Linked DNA regions of Homo sapiens: region 2 is linked to region 1. The links are chromatin contacts, found by Hi-C or POLR2A ChIA-PET in ENCODE. All regions are on one chromosome and are shown on one strand. The core of a region is the stretch at or near the end of the contact, and the rest is flanking DNA. Distances in the headings are between cores, read along the strand shown.

Region 1 (3,550 bases), core at 109-2,608:
AAGCTTTGAGTTTTTATTTAAACACCTTTTTTTTGGATGAAAAGAAAAATTGAGAGAAGAAAATCTTAAGTATCCTAGGATCATATGTAGAATCAGAGGATTTCAACGTGCTGTATAAAAGGAGAGAGATTCTGGAACATAGGGCAAATTTTAGCAGAGTTGGGATAATGACTGGGTAAGAAAGGATAATTCTTTGTTCTAAAAGGGATTTCTCTGGTATTAAGGCCCTGTGTGAAAGCTGCTGGAGAAATTCAGTTCTGCAAAGTTTAAAGTAAATGGTTTGCTGTTTATGGAGTACTAGATTACTTAATGCAGTCCAGCCTTTATCTAGGTAAAGGTGATGCTTTTCCCATTGTGGAAGATGTTAGGATGCTAAGTTTGAATATGAAAATGTGTTGTGTGTTGTAGAGGCAATCAAATCACCATTTTGGTTGTATTTCCCATTGAGAAAATTAAAGATGCTTCTGTTTGTGTAATAATTTTGTTTTTATGAAATAAAGCGTAAAACTTCATGTGGTAAAATTTCACACTGTGATTCATTGTATTTGAGCATGCCTATGGAAAGTGATTGTTACTGTGTCAAATATTGAATGATTTGAATAATTACTAAGTTGTTCAGTTGTGTGTAGGATACTGCTGCTTTGACTTGGTAGAGAGCTTGTTCTAGCCCTGCTAGGTATGCCTAAATCTCTGTGACATAAAAAACAGGCTCTTTTAGAGTTGTGAGACTGCTACTTGAAATCAGGCAAAGCTGTGTGATTCCCAGCTGTTTCCACCACTTGAGTATTGAATAGGATTTATTAAGAAAAGTAGTGGTGTTATTCTTGGATAACTTAGTTGTATCTGTGATAAGTTTTTTTCTCCCACTCAAACCTTTCCAAATTATATCTGAAGGCAATATTTTCAGATTCATTCCTGAAATATTTAGGAACTCTGCACAGTACATTGTAGAAAGGGAAAAGAAAATTTACATTTTTTTGAGAATTACTGTGCTTGCTATTTGTGAGACTCCTTTTATTAAAGCAATTCTCATGGCTTTCTTTTTTTTGTGTGGGTAATAGCATCTCAATTTTAAATACCTGGAAAAAGAATGAGAGAGGTTGTTACTTTCTTTTTAAGATAGGCAGATTGTAAGTGACAGAAGTTGGATTTTGAATGAGTTATGTTTGAATCCAGAAATTATTTTTAATTGCTCCATGCCTATTTCCTGCTCTTTATCTTGCATCTTAGTGTGCTGAGGGAAAGGGATCAAATTCTTATGTGGTAGTAGAGAGATGCAGCAGAGTATGCTATGCTGAGACCTGACATACCTGCTCAGCAATACCGGAAATATAGAAATGAGGACAGCTTGTCGGGTAGAAGAAACAGAAACCAAGAGCTAGAAAGGCGAGACTATATAAGAGATAGGGATAGCAAGCAGCTTGAGGCTTTTGCTGATTGAGTGTCCTGTCATAAGCAGAAGATGATTTAGTTCTGTGGTCTTAGAGAAAGGTGTTTTGAGAGAGGAGTTTCACACTGCCGCTTTTCCCATTTATCTTAGTTATTTTGTTTAAAGGGATAGTCCCTTAGTTATCCACATGATACTTTTGTCTAGAATAATTTATACCATGACTTTTGCCAGATATTTCTGATTTGTGTATAGATGGTTACTGAATTCATATAGATGGAAGGATATTGTGCATAAAAATATGAGAATATAATTTTGAGGTATTTTAGCTCAAATGATCTCCAAATGCTAAAAGAACTGCAAGGTAAGGGAACAGTGAGTACTCTATATATACAATTTTACTGTGGGAAAATATACATAAAATTTACCATTCTAACCTTTTTTTTTTCTTCTTCTTTTTTTTTTTTTTTTGAGACGGAGTTTTGCTCTGTTGCCCAGGCTGGAGTGCAGTGGTGCGACCTCGGCTCACTGCAAGCTCTGCCTCCTGGGTTCACGCCATTCTCCTGCCTCAGCCTCCCGAGTAGCTGGGACTACAGGCGCCCGCTATTGTATGTTTATTAGAGGTGGGGTTTCACCGTGTTAGCCAGGATGGTCTCAATCTCCTGACCTCGTGATCCGCACACCTTGGCCTCCAGAAGTGCTGAGATTACAGGCATGAGCCACCACGCCCGGCCCTTTTTTCTTCTTTTTTGAGACGGAGTCTCACTCTGTCATCCAGGCTGGAGTTCAGTGGCACCACCTCGGCTCACTGCAACCTCTGCCTTCCGGATTCAAGCGATTCTCCTGCCACAGCCTTCCGAGTAGCTGGGATTACAGGTGTGCGCCACCACGCCCAGCTAATTTTTGTATTTTTAGCAGAGACAAGTTTCACCATGTTGGTCAGGCTGGTCTTGAACTCCTGATTTCAGGTGATCCACCTGCCTCAGCCTCCCAAAGTGCTGGGATTACAGGCGTGAAACACCGTGCTCGGCTGATTTTAACCATTTTTAAGTTTGCAGTTCAGTGGCATTAAGTACATTCACATTGTGGGATGCTTACCATCATCCATTTCCAGAACTTCTCTTCTTTCCAAACTGAAGCGCTGTACCCCTTAAGCAATAACTCCCCATCCCCCCAGCCCCTGGCAACCATCATTCTACTTTCTGTTTCTGCAAGCGTGACTAATCTGGGTACCCGTGTACTTGGAATTATGCAGTATTGTTCTTTTGTGAATGACTTATTTCACTTAGCATGATGTCCTCAAGGTTCACCCATATCGTAGCACCTGTCAGAATTTCCTTTCTTTTTAAAAAATACTAAATAATCCACTGAACATAGGTACCACATTTTGTTCGTCCTTGTATTGCTTCCTGGAAAGACTTTTAAAAGAGACACAGTATTGGCTTAGTAGACAAGGTGATCTCCCTGGCCCCCTACTTGCCCCACACTTGGGAATATATAGTCGCTAACCTCATCACTCTCAGGAGGAGATGGTAGGGAGTGGAGGTTGTATTTATTTTCGGGAAAAAAAACAGACTCCCAGGTGGTGCTGATGAATCCATCTCTTCCTACCCTTTTGTGAATAGTTGAATCTGTGTTCAAGATTCCCAAGTTTTGCCTGAATTCTAGACGTGTAGAGCCAACTCTCTAGTGGTTTTCACCTCAGTTTCAATGTTAAGAACTGTACGAACTGCCACTCTACCCCTTTCCTTGGAAGAGAAGTGGACGGGAAACCTGGAGTCCAGGATTATATAAGCCAAGGAAGCTCAGAGTTTCAAGAAGGGAGAGGTGGTCAGTGTCTAATGATGAGAAGAGGGCAAACAGGATGAATATTGAGAAGCAGTTATTTGATTTGTCAGTAAGTAGAACATTGATCTGTGGACCTTCTTCTCATGCGTCCCCTAATGCACATACTCAAAAGCTTTGTATGTAATTTTTAGGGGAATTAATCTTGAAGCCCATCCCTACGTCTCGATTAAGACCTTCTGGCTTAAAGCAGTTTTAGTTTTAGTAGCTTTGGATGGAGCCAGGTGATGAGAGAGAATGGACAAAGTGGAAGGTGAGATGGGCGGGGCATGGTGGCTCACATCTGTAATCCTAGCACTTTGGGAGGCCAGGGAGGAG
Region 2 (3,139 bases), core at 607-3,106, 71 kb before region 1:
TACAGCTTCTACTCATGATAAAAATCCTTAGAAAGCTACAAAGAGACATAGGCTTCCTTAAAATGACACCGACAACAAACATACACAATGATAAAATATTGAAAGCTTTGAAATCGAAACAAGACGAGGTTATCCACTCTCACTATTTCATTGCCATTGTAATGCAGCTCCTAGTGAGTACAATGAGGCAAGAAAGAATAAACGAGAATGCATCATGTCTTACAAAGGAGCAATAACTCTCATTCTTTGTCAGAAGCATGATTGTGTATATGGAAAGTTGTATATGTGGAAGGTCACCAAAGTGCAGGATAAAACGTTAGTATACAAAATCAGTTGCATTTTTATATGCCATAAAAAAATTAGGAAATGAATTTTTTTTTTTTTGAGACGGAGTCTCGCTCTGTCGCCCAGGCTGGAGTGCAGTGGCGCGATCTCGGCTCACTGCAAGCTCCGCCTCCCGGATTCAAGCCATTCTCCCGCCTCAGCCTCCCGAGTAGCTGGGATTACAGGCGCCCGCTACCACGCCTGGCTAATTTTTTTGTATTTTTAGTAGAGACGGGGTTTCACTGTGTTAGCCAGGATGGTCTTGATCTCCTGACCTCGTGATCCGCCCGCCTCGGCCTCCCAAAGTGCTGGGATTACAGGCGTGAGCCACCGCGCCTGGCCAGGAAATGAAATTTTAAGAGAAATCATTTATAATAGCACAAAAGAAGCAAATACTTAAATCTATCATAATTGTGCAAGAACTCAACAGAGAAAGCTGTAAAATACGATTGATATTATTAATAGAAATGCAAGGAAACTTACACCGAAAAACTTTATATTGTGAAAATATCAATTTTCCACAAACCTGCTAGATTTAATCATCTACATATTGTGTCTTTAAGGGGAGATTGCCTAGCTTATTCTTTTTCTGAATATGAATTTTAATCCATAATCAGTGCCATTATTGAGAATATTAAGATGCTTTCATGTTGAACTGATTAAAACAGCATTTGGAATAGTAAATGACATGTAATGTATGAATAACCTCCAGCTGGCCGGGTGCTGTGGCTCATGCCTGTAATCCCATCACTTTGGGAGGCTGAGGAGGGTGGATCACTTGAGGTCAGGGGTTCGAGACTCGCCTGGGGAAGATGGTGAAACCCCCTGTCTCTACTAATAATAAAAAAATTAACCGGGCGTGGTGGCACACGCCTCTAATCCCAGCTACTTGGGAGGCTGAGACAGGAGAATCGCTTGAACCCGGGAGATGGAGATTGCAGGGAGCCAAGATTGTGCTACTGCACTCTAGCCTGGGCAACAGAGTGAGACTCTGTCTCAAAAAATTAAAATTAAAATTAAAAAAAACCCTCCAGCTATCTTTTTTCTTTTTTTTAAGTGTAAAAATTATAAGCAACTATAATGAAAAGTCTTCAGAAGTATTCTCTGGGAGACTCAGGATTGAAGAGGCCAGAAGCAGAGAGCCAGCAGGTCCTAGGAGGTGGTCTACTACAAGATCTGGGGGCTCACCGCCTACTTGAAAAGATACAGAACTCCTGCCCTCAATAAATGAAAGAGAAGTTGAACTACTCTGCAAGTCAGTTTTCATCAGTATTCATTTTCTTTCGAATCGTTGAAAGACTGAAGATGCCTGTTAAAATAGGTCTCTGTAATAATCCTGTAGGAAAAGTTTGCCAAGGTTTTCTGATTTTGAACCCAAATATTGCTTAAGCATCTGGGGCACAGCTCCAAATGTATTGAACTTGCTTCTCCCCCTTGCCAATGTTGCATAAGGCCCTTTTCAAAGCCATCTTAATTCCATTTTACCAGCAGTATAGACCACACACAAAGTGGTGCTTCTGGCTTTTGTAATCAGAACGCAAAGGCACCATCCTGCCAGTACTGAAGTCAGCCAAGCCCAACCCTTTGCAGGGAGCTCCTTCTGGTGTGATGGCTGATCAGCCTGCTGGCTTCAAGAAGAGCTCTCTGAGTACCAGCATAAACAGCACCGGTATAAACCAATCCACCAAGGCAAAGTTTTGTGGAAGAGCCTGGCAGGTTCCTCACCCTATACCCATCCCCAATGCACCCTGTGACTCCACTCCCTCCGCCACTCCCATCAGCCTCTCATCTGCCACCAGAATGATTTTTTTTCCTGCCTTCCTGTGGATTGCTTAAACATTTTTTAGAATGCTATTTTGATTTAGCTTTAGTGTTCTTTGGGTGTATCTCTTTAATGGTTGCCCTAAGGATCGCCTTATATATATATATATAACTTATTCTACGGTTGTCAACATTTTACCAGTTTGAGTGAAGTGTTGAAACTTTACCTCTTTTTATAACTCTCAATCCTCCCCCGTTTATAATATAATTGTCTTAAATATTTCCTCTACATACATTGAGAACTACTGCATAAGCCAAGATTATAATTTTGTTTCAACTGTCAAATATAATTTAGAAAACTCAAGAAGAGAACAAAAGTCTATTGTATTTACCCATGCTTTTGGCTTTATCATTCTTTCTTCCTTCCTGATGGGCCAAGATTTCTTTTTCTCTCATTTTCGTTTTGCTTAGAGAATTTCCTTTAGCTATTCATTAGGGCAAGTCAGCTGGCAACAGATTCTTTCAGTTTTTTGTCATCAGAGTATATCTTGATTTCCGAAAAGGAACGAAAAGTTCCTGAAGAATATTTCGGCTATACAATTCTGCATTGAAAGTTCTTTCCAGCACTTGAAAAATGTTTTGCCATTTCCTGCTGGCCTTCATGGTTTCTGATAAGAAATCCACGTTCGTTCGAATTGTTTTTCCCCTATAGGTAACATGTTGTTTCTGTCTGGCTGTTTTCAAGATTTTTTTCTTTGTCTTAATTTTCAGAAGTTTGACTGTGATGGGCCTTGGCATGGATTTCTTTAGGTTTATCCTGTTTGGGATTTTCTCAGCTTCTTGAGCTGTAGGTTTTTGTCTTTTGCCAAATTTCAGAGCTTTTAGCCATAATTTCTTCAGTTCCACATTTTTCTCCTCTCCTTCTGGAACACCCATGGTCTGAGTATTAGATTTTTTGTTACAGCAGTCTCACATGTCCCTGAAGCCCTGTTCTTTTTGTTTGTTTGTTTGTTTGTTTGTTTTTTAGTCTATTTTTTTCTCTGTTGTTCAGATT

What was found. Hi-C counts contacts between places; a loop is a spot of excess contacts on that map. ChIA-PET counts read pairs that join two places held with the same protein, here RNA polymerase II (POLR2A). Pooled maps may share reads with other maps.
Region 2: a map of astrocyte of the cerebellum shows a loop between it and region 1 (5-fold over the local background). The contact joins two enhancer-like sites. A Hi-C loop is called at or near these places in 2 of 168 maps with a recorded cell type or tissue (K562 and astrocyte of the cerebellum) and 3 of 50 pooled maps. POLR2A ChIA-PET finds 5 or more read pairs at or near these places in 4 of 52 experiments (A673, H1, activated CD4-positive, alpha-beta T cell and 1 more).

The regions. Positions count from the first base shown.
Region 1 is chrX:41,115,738-41,119,287 of GRCh38, forward strand. The region is part of intron 1 of USP9X (ubiquitin specific peptidase 9 X-linked); the gene reads left to right. Among named protein-coding and RNA genes, the nearest start is that of USP9X, 32 kb to the left of the region's middle. RefSeq lists an enhancer at 1,306-1,365. Within about 2 kb of position 1,359, at least 2 of the 41 ENCODE cell types and tissues checked have a DNase peak (open chromatin) inside an H3K27ac peak, as active enhancers do.
Region 2 is chrX:41,044,336-41,047,474 of GRCh38, forward strand. No RefSeq gene overlaps it. Among named protein-coding and RNA genes, the nearest start is that of USP9X, 40 kb to the right of the region's middle. Within about 2 kb of position 1,857, at least 5 of the 41 ENCODE cell types and tissues checked have a DNase peak (open chromatin) inside an H3K27ac peak, as active enhancers do.